Regions from separate parts of the Homo sapiens genome. Here region 2 is linked to region 1. Evidence: chromatin contacts called from ENCODE Hi-C or POLR2A ChIA-PET data. All regions are on one chromosome and are shown on one strand. The core of a region is the stretch at or near the end of the contact, and the rest is flanking DNA. Distances in the headings are between cores, read along the strand shown.

The links. A loop is a pair of places that touch in the nucleus more often than their neighbours do. ChIA-PET counts read pairs that join two places held with the same protein, here RNA polymerase II (POLR2A). Pooled maps may share reads with other maps.
Region 2: a loop to region 1 is called in a pooled map, with 2.0 times the contacts of the local background. The contact joins two enhancer-like sites. A Hi-C loop is called at or near these places in 1 of 50 pooled maps. POLR2A ChIA-PET finds 5 or more read pairs at or near these places in 4 of 52 experiments (CD8-positive, alpha-beta memory T cell, H1, PC-3 and 1 more).

Annotation. Positions count from the first base shown.
Region 1 is chr1:204,360,980-204,368,583 of GRCh38, reverse strand. LINC00628 (long intergenic non-protein coding RNA 628) reads left to right here. Exons shown (of 1, transcript NR_027022.1): 1 at 1-154. It also overlaps a transcript of PLEKHA6 not described here. Among named protein-coding and RNA genes, the nearest start is that of PLEKHA6, 4.9 kb to the right of the region's middle. RefSeq lists an enhancer at 5,226-5,779. Within about 2 kb of position 4,928, at least 25 of the 41 ENCODE cell types and tissues checked have a DNase peak (open chromatin) inside an H3K27ac peak, as active enhancers do.
Region 2 is chr1:204,458,092-204,465,695 of GRCh38, reverse strand. It overlaps PIK3C2B (phosphatidylinositol-4-phosphate 3-kinase catalytic subunit type 2 beta), which reads left to right. Exons shown (of 33, transcript NM_001377334.1): 3 at 377-477; 4 at 1,092-1,246; 5 at 1,564-1,684; 6 at 5,035-5,146; 7 at 5,293-5,372; 8 at 5,755-5,818. Among named protein-coding and RNA genes, the nearest start is that of PIK3C2B, 33 kb to the left of the region's middle. RefSeq lists a silencer at 3,201-3,495 and an enhancer at 7,380-7,604. Within about 2 kb of position 3,940, at least 15 of the 41 ENCODE cell types and tissues checked have a DNase peak (open chromatin) inside an H3K27ac peak, as active enhancers do.

The DNA of each region.
Region 1 (7,604 bases), core at 3,679-6,178:
GATGGAGGTGCTATGGCCACCTGTGGGGACTGCCTGGGTGCCTCCTGGCCACTGTCAACTTCCTTGCTCACACTGAGATTCTGTGATTCTCCTCTGAGCATTTCCATGGATAATTTTTTTTTTTCAGAGACACTATTAAAGATTTTAAAAATTGCAAGTCTCTTCATTTTCCTGGGGCTGATTTCCTAGGTCCTTGGTTTCCTGTCCAGAAAGAGCACAGCCTGATGGCCATAACGCTGGCCTGGTATTTGGAGACTTGAGTCTTACTCGGATCTTAGGTGTTAATGATCTGTGATGAGTTCCTGGGGCAAGTGACCTGCCCTTCTGGTTAGATGATCCTGAGGACACTTCCAGGGGAACCATCTGTGTGTTCACTGTTGTATCCAGGGGCTGGCACAGGGCCTGGCGCATCGTAGATGCTCAGTAAAGATTTGTTGAATGAATAAGTGCATCCTGCCAGGCTATGATTCATTCGGTCACTTCACCGCTCATTGACGGAGGACATCCCGTCCACTCCCATATCTCTCATTATTTGCTGGGAATCTCACTGCTAGAAATCACGGACAAAAAAGGATGGAATGGTTGGTTTGAACTCGGCTGGCTTATATTTGGATTTTCCTGACTGTCCAGGCACCCATCCCTCCTAAGTGCAGGTGGGGTTTGTGGGAAGAGAGGAAGAGAGGTTGATCCCAGGGTATCTCATTCTGGTGATTTTGCTTCCTCACAGGTTTGCCCAAGGGCTGGGAAGTGGATTCCACCCAGGAAGGAGCTGTGTATTTCATCAAGTGAGTAAGACGCAGTTTCCTTTCTGATGTCGCTGTTGGTTCTACTTTCATCCTTGTCAGGAGGAGAGATGGTTAAAGTGTCTGGTTTTTCACTGAAGGCACTGCTGGGTCTGTGATTGGCTAGGAGGTGCCGAGGCTCCTGAGAGCTGAGATAGAGATGGGAACGTATGTATCAGTGCGTCTGTTTATGTTGGCCTGGGCAGTAACCAGTGTCAGTCCTGGTAAGTTTCCTGGGGTGGGGTGGGTGGAGTGTTGGGCTGGGCTGTACCGGTGGGAAGGAGATGGCTCAACAAAGTAGAGGAACGAGGCTGTTCTAGACACACAGGCAGAGGTTCAGAGGCAGGAGACGCAGCCGCGGGGCAGGATGTGGAGGCAGTGGGAAGGGAAGGTGTCCGTGGGGTGTACGAAGGAGGACATCAGACTGGTGGTGGCAAGGCCAGCTCCGGTCACTCTTGCTCTTGTGGATGGGGGCATCTGCGATTCTGGGGGTGGTTTGTGTGGGCGGAGATGCCCTATTTTCCTCCTAGGAGTTGGTCAGGCCCCTCTGTGGGCTGGGGAGCCCTTATTTCCTGCCGTGGCTAAAGGTGTGCCTTGGGAAGTTGCCCTGGACTTAATCTTGGAAGCAGAAGACAGAGCTCTTTGGGCTGGGGTGGTGCATGAGCTACCCAGTTGAACTCACTTCTCTCTGCCTTGGCCTGGGTCTCTCCATCTGGTTTCATTCGCAAGGGTGAGGCTCAGCGTGCCCAGGCCTGTGGGCCTCACCTTCTGGTCTGGCCTCAGATTCTGCAGGGATGGTGAAGCGCCTCTGCCCAGCCTCCTGGGGCAATGGCACCACCAGAGGGAGCCCCAGTCTAGCCAGGGCAGGGAGGACCCTTGTCTCATCCCCTTTCCGTCCCTCTCTGCTTTGAAATCCTCATCCATCTGTACTAGGAGGGGTTACGTTTCCAATCCCCCACCGCCAAGATCTGCCAGCACTTAGATCTGCCACCATCTACCACCTACATCAGCTTAGCCGCTAACCTATTTTTTCTTTTTTTTAAGATAGGGTCTCACTCTGTCACCCAGGCTGGAGTGCAGTGGTGCGATCTCAGTTCACTGCAATTTCCATCTCCGGGGTTCAAGAGATTCTCGTGCCTCTGCCTCCTGAGTAGCTGGGACTACAGGTGCCCACCACCATGCCTGGCTAATTTTTGTATTTTTGGTCAAGATGGGGTTTTGTCATGTTGGCCAGGCTGGTCTCGAACACCTGGCCTCCAGGGATCCATCCACCTTGGCCTCCCAAAGTGCTGGGATTACAGGCGTGAGCCACCATGCCTGGGCCTGTTAACCATATTCTTAAAGCGAAAGCAAATTTTTCTTTTCTTTCTTTTCTTCTTTTTCTTTTTCTTTTGTTCCTCCTCCTTCTCCTCCTCCTCTTTCTCCTCTTCTTCCTGCTCTTCCTCCTTCTTCGTCTTCCTTTCAAAGTATCTGTTCTGGAAATTATTCTAATATCACATGACAGTTATAGACTGAATTTTTCCTGTTTGGACCCAAATGCTTCTTGCTTCAGTTAAGAATTGTGAATTGTTTCTTCTTTTCTCCCTCTTGCAGATACCATCTTCATATTCCTTTTGGTACATGGCTCTAGAGATTGTTCACTAAACACTTTCACATGTATTACGGCATCTCACCAGTCCCTAGAAACGTACCTGTCCACCTCTCTGACCTCGTGTCCCATGACTGGCTGGCTGTGCTGCCATCTTTCCTTCCCACCATCATGTCAAACCCATTCCCACCTCAGAGCCTTGGCGCTTGCTGTTCCCCCTGCCTGGGAGCACTGTCCTCCCATTTCCACACACCTGGTTCCGACTTCTCGATTAGCCCATGTCACCTCCTCAGAGAGGCCATGCCTGACTGCTCTGCCTGAATTCCCCCACCCCTCCACACTCTTACTCTTACTTTTCTTCACAGCACCTGGCACTACCTGAAACACGTTTGTTTATGTATCTGTTTGGTTATGTATTTCTGGTCCCCCCACTGCTGTGTAAGTCCTGGGAGCAGATTCTGGCTATTGTGTTTTTCACTCCCTCCTAGAACCTTTCTGGTGCATGATAGCAATCCAGTATTTCCTGAAATGAATGCATGCATGATAAACATTGGGAGACAAACAACACAGGCATAATTGATTTCTGCTTCAGCTACCAGCCCAGAGCTTTCTTCTGAGCTCCCTCAATTCATTGTGTCCAGACTTGAAGTCATTGCTTCTCTGTGCCGGTTCCATCTTTTCTAGAAATACCAGCAAAGCAGAGCCCTCGGAGATACCCTCAACCTTTCCCGCTCTCATGCCTCCCCCATGGGTCCTGTCAATTCTCCTCCCAAATATCTCTCAACCCACCCACTTCTCGATATCTCCATAGCCATGGCCTGAGTTCAGGCCCACATGGACTCTCACTTCCATTATTGTAGAAGCTTTCCAACTGATCTTCCTGCCTCCAGGCCATAATGCTGCAAGAGTGCTTTCTTTCTAGAATTCAAATTTGGTCATATTATTCTCCATTAAAAACTTTGCATGTTACCCGTCACTTACAGGATAAAATCTAAATTCCCTATCTGGGCACGTAAAGGGCATCATAGTCTCGCTCCCGCCCCCCTTCCCAGCCTCACCTCCCACACTCCCCACCTGGCTCTTTAGCCCTCTCCTCTAGCCCTGCCAAATCACTTGTGGTTCCCTCAACATTCGCTTCCCTTTCATGCTTCCGGGGCTTTGTAGGTGCCAATCTCTCCTCATGTGGCTCATGCCCACCTGAGAACACTTGTTCTTCCTTCAAGCCCTGCCCATGATGTCACTTCTTCAGGGATGTGTCCGTGTATGGTAGTTATTTGCTTATACTTGTGTCATTTTCCACTAGATTAGTAACTCTCCAACTGGAGCGTGTATCACAATCACTGGAGGGTTTGTTGGAGCACAGATGGCTGGGCCCTACCCCTAGAGTTTCGGATTCAGAGGGTCTAGAATTTGCACTTCCAACACATTCTCAGGTTATGCTGCTGTGGCTGCTCTGGGGCCCACACTTCGAGAACCAGTAGCCTAGACTGAAAACTCATCAAGGGCAGGGGCAACACAGGGGGGTCGTAAAGTCCGGAGACACAGGCAATATTGTTTAATTATCAACCAGCCATGAATTCTGTGTTCACATACATTTCCAGACCTGGTGGTCATTCTGTATATCATAGCAGCAGCCGCCACTCTAGGAGCTAAGTGCTTTATGACATTATCTCATTTATTCCTCACCGCACCTTTATGAGGAGGTTCTATCATCCCGCTTTTAGCAAATAATGGGAAAACTGGTTCTTCGTATGTATTACTCAATGTCACAAAGCTTGTATTAATAGAAAGCAAGCGGGAAGGCGGCCTCATGTGTGCCTGATTTCACAGGCTTTGCTCTTAGCATGATGGCACGGCTGCTTCCCAGCATCCTTGGCACCTTGCTTGGACAAACGAAGTGCTCAGTAAGTTCTTGCTGAATGAGTGAGTGAATGAATGAACGACTGGCTCACCGTTCGTTCCTATTTTCACAGTTCCCACAAAGGTTTATGACATTTGGTTGGTGGATGAGTTAGAAACTCAAACGACTTCAGACATGGATTCCAAGTAATAATAAGAGCCAGACAACCGGAGGAGTTATTTTGTTTCTTTTAGTGTGGATGAGGGAGGGAAATTTCAATGAGCAAATATTGACATTTGCCCAGGAGCAGACAAATGTGTTAATTGTGTGTCAAAAAGCTCTTTCTTTCAGGGTATTTAGGAAGTGACTCTCATGGTATCCACAACAGACGTTTTGCTCGAGTGTGCGTGTGGTTTTGAAGGTGTCATTTACTGGGAAGAGTGGTGGGAGGAGGAGAGAACAAGCGAAAGGTTAAAACGTGGGAGAAACGCACTGCAAGCCTGTATGCACTTACCGCAAGAATCCACAAGAGGGCTCCAGAGCACACATGATGGCCCCACAAGGCTTTCAGGGGGTTTGCTCACAGCGTCTCCCCAGGCTGAAGGCGCCTTCTCGGAGGTGACAGGGCCACCTTTCCCATCCCCTGCCACCTCCCAGCCATAGTGGGTCTGGTAGCTGTCTTTCTGATGCTTAAAGATCTAGCTATGTAACACCCATTCCTGCCCAACAGGAAGTGTTCCCCCGCCCCCTTGTCTCCCTCCTCCGCGTTCCTGCGGAAGCCGCCGCCGGTGAAACTGGCCAGTTCTGTCCCCAAGGGTGCCTCTCTCCTTCCCCAAGGTTGACAGGGAGGGAGACGTGGCAGGACGCTTTCTGCAGAGCCACACCCCTGATAACCCGGTTCCCAAGCTGGGCCCCTGCGGCTCCTCCACCGAGGGAACCCCACCCAGCCGTTGGTCTTCCTTGTTCTGTTCTGGAAGCTTCCTCCAGGAAGGTGCGAGAATGTGCAGGCAGGCAGTCCACCCACGGCCCTGGCGCGCCTACGGGCTGCTCAGCGCTTCTTGAGGGGTTGCAGGGAGGCAGAGATCAGAAGCCCAGGTCTCTGCCCCGCGTGCTTCCAGGCTGGGCAGTGAGACCCCGGTGAGCCTCCAAGGCTGTGCTGGGTCTCTGGGATTCATCAGTACAGACCCCAACCCGAACTGCGAGACCCCGGAGGAGGGGCCCTGGGAGGGGCGGGGGAGCCACCAAAAGCAGTTCTGTTGTCTCCAGAAGGCAGACAGGACAGAGCACAGGAGTGCTGGGGCAGCAGTTCTGGTACAGTGACCCCACTAGCTCTAGGCTTAGAAAGGCAGATAACACCCCAGAACAGTAAAGAAGGAGGCGGCCGAGGAGAAAAGGTAGTGAATGTGCTGGGCTTCAAAGAAGCCCATTTGCAGGTGAGGAAAACAGGCTGGATAGTCAAGTAATTTGTTCAGTCAGTGAGTTACTCAGGGATGGAGCTGGGCTTCCAAGTCACACAGGTTATCGTTAGCCAGGCATGGTGGCTCACACCTGTAAGTCCCAGCAACTCAGTAGGCTGAGGCAGGAGGATTGCTTGAGCCTGGGAGATGGAGACCAATCTGGGCAACATAGCAAGACTCTGTCTGTAAAACAAACTAAAAAATTAGCTGCATGTGGTGGTGTGTACCTGCAGTACCAGCTACTTGGGAGGCTGAGGAGGGAGGATTGCTAAAGCCCAGGTAGAGGTGGAGGCTGCAGTGAGCTAGTTCATCCCACGGAGCTCCCTTTGCTGCCCCTAGTTGGCATGTTCTGCGAGGAAGAGAGACCCATGTGGATGCAGTTCCACTGAATGGGCAGTGAGCCAGTCAAGTTAGTGGCCACCAAGACTGTATGGTAGGGAGTGGGGATGGCACCAGAAAGGTGGGGAGGACCCGTGTGTTTGGAGACCATGAGTAGGTGCCTGGGAAGCTTGGACTTGATCCTCTGAGCAATGGGGACCAGTGATTGTAGAGCAGAGGAGAGACGGGATCGCAGAGGTGCTTTCTGTGGAATCCTCCCTCCCTCACGCCACCTCACGCCTTCCCCATTGGAGTTGTTTAGGTGAGGCTTGCTTCTCCTCTTCTGGGCTCGCAGAGCAAGAACTTAGATTTGGCAAAGGGAATTTATTATCTCTGGTCCATCCGCCTCACCTGTCCTTGCTGTAGCTCTAAGATCTTCATGCTACCACATCTCTTCCGCCTTGGTCCCCCAGCTAAAGGCATGCACCCCACACCGACCCTCCCTTTGGCTTCTCATGCCCCTGAAGCTACTCAGATCCCCCAGAAACATTCACATGTCTGGCTCAGGCTTCTCGAAGGATCCGTGGGACTCGTCTGCGGCCCTTGCCCTCTGCCTGCCAGAGAGGAAACCCGCCCAGCAGGCCCATCTGTTGGTCGCCTGCCTTTTCCAGCTGCCTGAGGATTGTGGGGGCTTGGGCTGGGGTCTCTGTCCCCCTCCCCGGCCTCCCTCTGGGATGCTGTAATCTCTTGCCTCCACTCCTTTCCTCCACTGGCTCCGCAGGGTCAGAGACCCCCAAGAGCCCCTCATCTTGGCTGACTGAAAGCAGACTCTCCCCCTGCCTGCACCTGGCAGCCTTGCCAAGTCCTGGAGAGCCAGGGCAGGTGAGTTGGGCTTGATCGGTCCTGCCTGGCACTGGGCCCTCATCCACAACTTGTCTGCCCCTTCAGCAGAGCAGCTTTCCTATAGCCAATGCAGGGCTGGCCTGACATCTCAGCTGGGCAGGGGAACAGTGGGAGGTGACCAAGAGTCCCCCTCCCCAAGAGTGCTGCTGAGCTGCGCCTGCTGCCCTAACCCCAGATTCCTGGCTCCAGCCTGGCCTGCCCTGGGGTGGGAAAGACAGTCCCTTCAGTAGCTCTCTAGGTCCCTGTCTTCCTCCAATGCTGTGGTGTGTGTGAGTGGGGTGTGGAGCCACAGCCTTCACACCAACCAGCCAGGTTCCTCCCAGGCCCTGGGAGGGAAGTCTGTGCTCCTGTTCCTTCCGTTGCACATTCCTTTACAGATAAGGGCTTCAGTTGGTAAAAATGATATATGTACTCAGATCACACTAAGAGAGACCCACTTGTATTGGAGTCAAGAGGCTTAATTTTTTGATCAAGTTGTTCTAATAATAAACAAAAAATGCAATCACCAGGTGAGTGGGGCCTTGCAGACACCCTTTCTCTAGCTCCTGCTTCTTGACATATTTCTCTATTCAGAAGTGACTCCAGAAGCTCATCTGGTTCAGTCCCCAGTTTCCAGGTTTAAGGGGCAGATGGGACTGAGACCAGCGAGCCTGCCTGGAGGTTGAGGTGGGAATCTTTTGGTTTTTTCCATCTTTCTGATCCTGTTTATGAAATCA
Region 2 (7,604 bases), core at 2,691-5,190, 98 kb before region 1:
GCTGTCTGCTCTGCTCCCTGTCACGCCTCTGGGAGAATCCCCCGGAAAGCCCGTGTTGCAGGAGAGGCCCAACAGCACTGGATTGCCTTACTGGCTGCCTCACGCTTATCAGACTGTCCCCTCCTGAAGTGGCTTTGGCCACACTCTTGTCCATCTCAGCCAGAGCTTCGCCTCCTTCTTCAACTTGGCTCCTGGTCTCCTAGGACAGCAGATACATGTATTCCCGGATGTCCCATATGTTCTTGTGCCCCTTTCATTGGATGTCGAGTGACTAGAAAGTCTTTTCATCTAGAGTTTGAGTTTAGGTCTGGAGTACCTCATAGGGAGGGGACACCACGAGGAAAAAGGCACTGAGTCGTCTGCTCTTCTCTTAAAGGTGGGCTCCCGGCCCCACACTGTTGCCAATGGCCATGAGTTGTTTGAGGTCTCAGAAGAGAGAGATGAGGAGGTTGCTGCATTTTGCCACATGCTGGATATGTAAGAGTTAAAGAATGGGGTGGGATTTGGGAGGGCTATGGGGGATGGGGAGGGGGGCCATCCATTTCCAAACTTTCTTTAGGAGGGAAGAAGCACCATAATAAGTAAATCTCAGTTCATAGCTATGAAAATGCTTCCTACAACAAGTGTCTGCAGGGTTTTTGAAATCTTAGAAGTCTCACATTTTTAGCAAAATTCATGAAACCTCCATTGAATGGTCAAAGTATCCTGATCACTCTAGAGTCTGACCCTCAGTTGCCCTTAAGAGCAAATGCACCCCAGCTGGCGATAAGAGTGTTATCTGGAACTAAAAGAGAAAGGAAATGGATTCATAAAAAATTTTCCATTAAACTTAGCATGGAAAGCTTTGTCATTTTAGAACTATTTGTACTGTTCAATGGTGGGAAACATTTTGCAATTATAAGAGAAGTGTCAAGAAGGGGGTTTCTCAGAGCTGCTACCCCACTGCCCCCATCCTGGCCTGCAAATTTGGAGGGCTGGGCTGAGTGGGGACAGAGGGGCTCTTGAGCCTCAGAGCATGAGGTTCCCAACAGATGTCTTCTTGACTACTCTCTTCTAAAGGCACAGTGAGGGTTTTTTTTCTTCCTGTACAGCCTTCGATCTGGCTCTGACATCCAAGACTACTTCCTCACTGGCTATGTCTGGAGTGCTGTCACCCCTAGCCCAGAGCACCTCGGGGATGAGGTCAACCTGAAGGTGACTGTGTTGTGTGACAGGCTTCAAGAGGCACTCACTTTCACCTGCAACTGTAAGTTAGTGAGGGGGGAGAGGATGTGAGCATCCCTTGAAGTGGGGTGGGGATGACTGTGTTTTGACTCGATTTCCACCTCATCTTGTGGCCCAGATGAAGGGCAGTGAGGATGCTCCTTTGGGGGTGAGGGGCTGGCTATGGGGCCAGCATTCTAGTACAGTCACTTTCCTCAACTCTGAACTACTTGCCTGCTTTATCTGGTTGGTGATGGTGCTGGAGAATACTTAGCTGGAAAGGGGGATCAGGGTGGGGAAACTGAGACCCATCTGCCTTGACATCCATCATGATTGCTCCCCCTACCTTACCCTTCACAGGTTCCTCCACTGTAGACTTGCTTATCTACCAGACCCTGTGCTACACCCATGATGACCTGAGGAATGTGGACGTGGGTGACTTTGTGCTAAAGCCCTGCGGGCTGGAGGAGTTCCTGCAGAAGTGAGTGAATGGGTGGGAGGTAGCCCCTGCCTTCCTGGTAGTAAGATTGTGAGGGGGCTTCATGGGATTGGTGCTGGGACCGGCCTGGCAGCTCCGCCCCAATCCCACAGTCAAGACTCCTGCTTTCTGGGCACACTCTCGGCCACGTAGCACTTTCCCCAGGAGCTCTGTCTTCCAGCAGGGTTGGCTGACGTCCTGAGCCAAGTCTGCTGTGGAAAGAGCTTGGAGCTGGGATTAGGCAAAGACTAGGTCATATCTGCTTGCAGATTCTGCTTATGGAGAGATGTGTGTATTTGTGGGGAGGGGTGGGCTTGGGGAGACTATATGGGTAGTGCTGTATCTCCTGCTCTAGATTATGTGTGGTGTTTTTATGGCTGGGGCAAAATGAGGACTGGGCAGAAGTTCCCTTGTGGAGCCCAGGGGAGAAATTACAATTACTGTCTCTCCCCATTCTCCTGCCAACAAGTCTTTTCCCCAGCTGGCCCGTGCAGCTAGTTATCCTCCTCCCAAAGGCGTGCCTCCAGCTCCTCTCCATCCAGTGCCCTCTCTGGAAAGCAGCCTCCCTGGAAAGTCTGATGTGGACCAGCTGAGGCAACCCCCTTTCCACTACCCTGGGCTCTGGAGGGCTGCAGTGGAAGAGAGGCAGGGGCAAGGTTATCACTTCTCAGATGGTACAGCTGTGTGACAGCAGACAGATAAGATCTGCTTTCCTCTCTTAGGCTTCAGAGCCGCTCCTGCCCCCAGTCTCTGTCCACTTGGAGGAAGCACGTTTTGGGAATAGAGAAAGGAGAGACCTGTGTCTCACTTCTTAGGAGTGCCCTATAAGTGCCACTGCTTGCTTTTTCTCTCTCTTACATTCAGGTCTAGATGCAAGGATGGTTGATCTATGTCTAGAGCATAAGATTTGGCAGTCAGGATGGAAGATTCATTTCTGGACTTCTTTCTTTTTTTGAGACAGAGTCTCACTCTGTCGTGCAGGCTGGAGTGCTGTGGCGCCATCTCACTCAGCTCACTGCAACCTCCGTCTCCCAGGCTCAAGCGATTCTCATGCCTCAGCCTCCTGAGTAGCTGGGATTACAGGCATAAGCACCACCACGCCCGGCTAATTTTTGTATTTTTTAATAGAGACTGGGTTTCACCATGTTGGCCAGGCTGGTCTCGAACTCCTGACCTCGGGTGATCTGCCCGCCTTGGCCTCCCAAAGTGCTGGGATTACAGGTGTGAGCCACTGTGCCCAGCTATCTGGGCTTATTTCAAATTTAAGGATATTGTGGGGTCCTTTCTGGCCTCTGCCTCCTCATCTCGAAGCTAAGGGAAAGGAAAGAGGCAGGGTTCTGTATGGTACAACTCCAGGGTACCCTTCAAATGTGCCCCACCTTTAAACTCACTTATGTACACACTTTTCCCCTAGAGGAACAGGAGGGGTCCTAGACTCAGGGTTGCCTGGCAGAGAGAGTGCCAGGTGGCCTGCCACTGTTAGAAGGGAAAAAGGGGACATAGTGGATAAGTTGGAGCTCCTGCTGACGCCATTACACAGGTTTGAATTCGGACTTGCCACTTACTAGTTGTGAAGGCTGATTGATGCTCAGGGCCCTCTGTAAGCTGCAGTGAGGGTGAAATGTGAGAATGACCTGTGAGCAATCAGTAAATACCAGCAGGGAAGGAGCAGCCCACGGAGAGAAGTCCTAGGGCTCTGGGCTGCACAGATACTGCCATTTCCCTTGCAGCACCCCAAATCCTGGAGCCCCTGGGTCCGGAGGTAGTGGGAGCTGTCAAGTTCTACCTTCCTGCTAAGACTCAGGTGAAATATTCTTAGTGAGGTGGGACAGGGTCAGCGGTCCTCAGATCACACCCCTCATACTCTCACTTGAATGCACAGAGAGGAAGGCCTTCCACAGAGAAGATCAAGCAAGTCCCCAGGGGACCTGTGTGCATGACTCCTGGCCTAGGAGCCCCACTCCCACCCAACAGAAAAGCACAATGCTGTCTCCTGGCCCAGCCCCCAGACCCCCAACACATGACAACTGCCTGGGATGGGGGTGGAAAGGACGCTCCGGGGGTTCCAGAAATCTGCTAGTTCCCAAGGAAGCCCTGAGATTTTCTACCCCTGCCTGGCAGGAGGGGCTGATACTGAGGGGGTGAGTGGGTTCAGGATGCAGGCTGCTCTCAGATAAGAACCTTGAGGCAGTCCCGTGGGAGGGTTGGGTTTCCTGCCACCTCCCCCAGCCCCACCACACTCTTCCTTCCTCCCAGGCTCTCCCACCAGGCCCAGCCCCACAGCCCAGCCTCACCACCTCCAGGTTTTGGCTGCACTTCAGTCTTAGATCTGAGAGGGTCTAGATCGGAGATTTGGTCCTCTCAGGATGTGGAGAACCCCTCACTCGAGCCCTCATGGGACCTAGACGACCCTGGGCCCTGCACCTCCGCCAGCTTTTACATATACTGCCCCCCTTATGCTCCTGTCCTCTCCTCTCCATTTCTGGCCTAGATTCCCAGCTCTGCTGAGGAAGGAAGTCCTTTTCCGGCTTCTGTTACCCAGCTGCTGAGGCCAGGCCCAGGCCTGCAGTGCTGGCCTGGAGGTAGTTCTCCCTCTGCCCCTCCTCTTGGGTTTCCTTGCTGTTGAAGGTGTGATTTGGGAGAGAGGAAGAGGTTGGATCGCCGAGGGCTCCTAGGCCTTCTCTCTGAAAGGGGGAGTCTCACACATGGGTGCTTGAGCAGGTGGGACTGGCATGCATTTGGGACTTTTCAAGAAGTCATAGAAATTTGTAAGGTTATTCACAAGCAGGCAGGGCCAACAGATGGAAGGCAGAAAAAGAAGTTGGGTGGGGACACTGATCTGGAGGCTTGGTAGGCTTGCCCCAAGTTTTTTTGGCCTCAGCACCCTAGTTGGTAGCATTGGAAGAGGGGTCTCTCGCTGAGCTCCCACCCTGGAGCCTGAGCACAGGTGGACTCCAACATGTCTCTTCCTGGTTGTCCCCTATACAGAGGCCCAGAAGATAGGGCTTCAGCAACTGCTCCCTGTGATGTGCCTCTGTTTCCCCGCTCTCTCCAACAGTTCCCAGCCCTGGAGTGAACCAGTGATTACCACACGGGTAATAAATATCTAAGAGAGTCAATATTTATACCGGCCAAGGATTAAGTATATTAGGTGGCTTTTGTTTAGATAGACCTCTGTTCCTTCTCCTAAGCTCTACCGTGTCATTTTCTAGGAGCCAAAGTAGGGTACAACACGGGTACTACCCCCTTACCTAAACCTTCTTTCTGTATGTCTCTCCCCAAGGCTAAGGTATGTATCTCCCTTGCCACTGAGTCCCCAGGATGCTAATGGTCTTGTCCCTCTACCCTACCAGCAAGCATGCCTTGGGCAGTCATGAGTACATCCAATACTGCCGCAAGTTTGACATTGACATTCGGCTACAGCTGATGGAGCAGAAGGTTGTGCGCAGTGACCTGGCCCGGACGGTTCGTGTGAGGGTGGTGGAGGGTTGCCCAGGGCTGGGGAGGTGGAATGGGAATACAATATAGAACACATCAGGTGGGAGGGGGGTAGGAGTGCTGAGCTGAGATAAGGGCACCGCCCCTCTCTGAATAGGTCACTTCTTATACAGGTGAATGATGACCAGAGCCCCTCCACCTTGAACTACCTCGTCCATCTCCAAGAGAGGCCTGTCAAGCAGACCATCAGCAGGTGAGTGTGGGCACCATCTTGGATGTGCTCCAAACAAGAACTGTGCAGGGATCCCATCAGATGTGCCTGCTTGCCTTTCTGTCAGGGCTAAGGGATTCTTGCAGGTGTCAGGGGTTGGGGCCCACACATCTTATCAGAGAAGATCCCCACTCCAGGCATGTTTCATTTCTTCCCTCTGGAACTTTGCCATCATTCTCTCCAGGCGAGAAGTGGCAGAATAGAAAGACTCTCCCTCTATATGTCTTCACAGGACATATAGAAAGAGTGGGAACTCCTTTAAATCAGAGTGTGAGCTGAGGAGAGGGAGGGAGAAAATGGGTTTCCCAGGGCACTGGGTCTTTCATGACCTCTCCTGTGGTTTTTCCCTGCCCCCAACTCCCAGGCAGGCCCTGAGTCTTCTGTTCGACACTTACCACAATGAGGTGGATGCCTTCCTGCTGGCTGATGTGAGTACGAATCCAGGGGCTGGCCCTGCTGCCCGAAAGCTCCTCCTCTCCCCTTCCTCAGTCCTCCTGGGATCACCCAGCACTATGAGGGGTCTGGGTGGAGCCTGAAAATCTGTTGGCAGAGCACTTCTTTTTAACCCCTCGCTCATGGGCAAACTAAGACTACTAGATGTTGGGCAACGGCAAGTGCGTAGTCAGGGATTCTGCTCCTCTATAGAAGAAGCAGGTCGGAAACTGCATGCTGGTCCCATTCTCTGGAATAGGATGTCTCCAGAGCTAAGGAACCTAGAGCTGTCACCCCCCAGCTGCTGCACTTGATGTACACTGGAGCATGCATCCTATGAGCAATGTCAGAAACCTCCAGTTTGAGAGGTTCTGTTTTGCTGTTATCGCAGGTAGGAAACCATCAGGAGGTAGAAGGTTTCACATGTAGGGAGGGCCAGAGCCCTCCCCACTTGGATTCATGCGGAGTCTCAAGCCTCAAAACCATGAGAGTCAACATTTGTCTTAAATGTCACAACGCCAAAGAAAATCTGACAGTGATCTTCAAAAATAATCCCTTGCTGAGTGTGATGGCCCACGCCTGTAATCCTAACCCTTTGGGAAACTGAGGTGGGAGAATTGCTTGAACCCCAAAGTTCAAGGCCAGCCTGGGCAACACAGCAAGACCCCATCTCTACAAAAAATACAAAAGTTAGCCAGGTATGGTGGCACACACCTGTAGCCCCAGCTACTCTGGAGGCTGAGGTGGGAGGATCGCTTGAGCCCAGGAGTTTGGGGCTGTGTAGTGAGCTATGATCACACCATTGCACTCCAGCCTGCGTGACAGAGTGAGACCCTATCTCAAAAAACAAAACAAAAACCAATCCCTGTCTCATTGATCCAGTTAATAGTAGTCATAAACGCTTCCTTTTTGAGGGGTTCAGCATTATGTCTAGTCACTGCCAGAATCCCTTCTCCAGCAGCCTGTGCTTGAACATTTCCAGTGATGCGGGGGAAGCTCTCTGAACACCTGTGCTGTGCTGTTCTGGCCCTTTGCTAGTGGCTACGATGGGTAGAGAAGTGTAAGAATCGTCATAGCCTTGGCCAGGTGCGGTGGCTCACGCCTGTAATCCCAGCACTTTGGGAGGCTGAGGTGGGCGGGTCACCTGAGGTCAGGAGTTCGAGACCAGCCTGGCCAACATGGTGAAGCCCCATCTCTACTAAAAATACAAAAATTAACTGGGTGTGGTTGCAGGCGCCTGTAATCCCAGCTATTCAGGAGGCTGAAGCAAGAGAATTGCTTGAACCCGGGAGGCAGAGGTTGCAGTGAGCCGAGATCGCGCCATTGCACTCTAGCCTGGGTGACAGAGCAAGACTCCGTCTCAAAAAAAAAAAAAAAAATTGTCATAGCCTTTGGGGAGCTTGTGTTCTTGTTAGAAAAATTGAATAGTAACACAAAGCTATTAGTAGACAGAACAGGATGGTAATAAATTAATTAAGGGCTCCTGGAGGATGCTAGAGGAAGGGGATTGGCCAGGGAGGGCTTTATGCAGGAGGTAGAATTTTAGCTGCTCTGTGATTTAAATGTACATAGGTAATCAGAGCTGGACAGGTGAGGGAATTCCAGGAGCATAATTCCAGAGGGGAGGTTATGGCTGTGGCATGTCTGTAGAAATGAGATGAGATCTGTCTGGAAATTCTACAGGTCTCTGGGAGAGACCCTGTATATATGTGTATAGTATAAGTAGACTAACTATAGAGAGAGGCTAGAGATAGGAGGAGCTTCAAGGGGAACGGCTGAAAG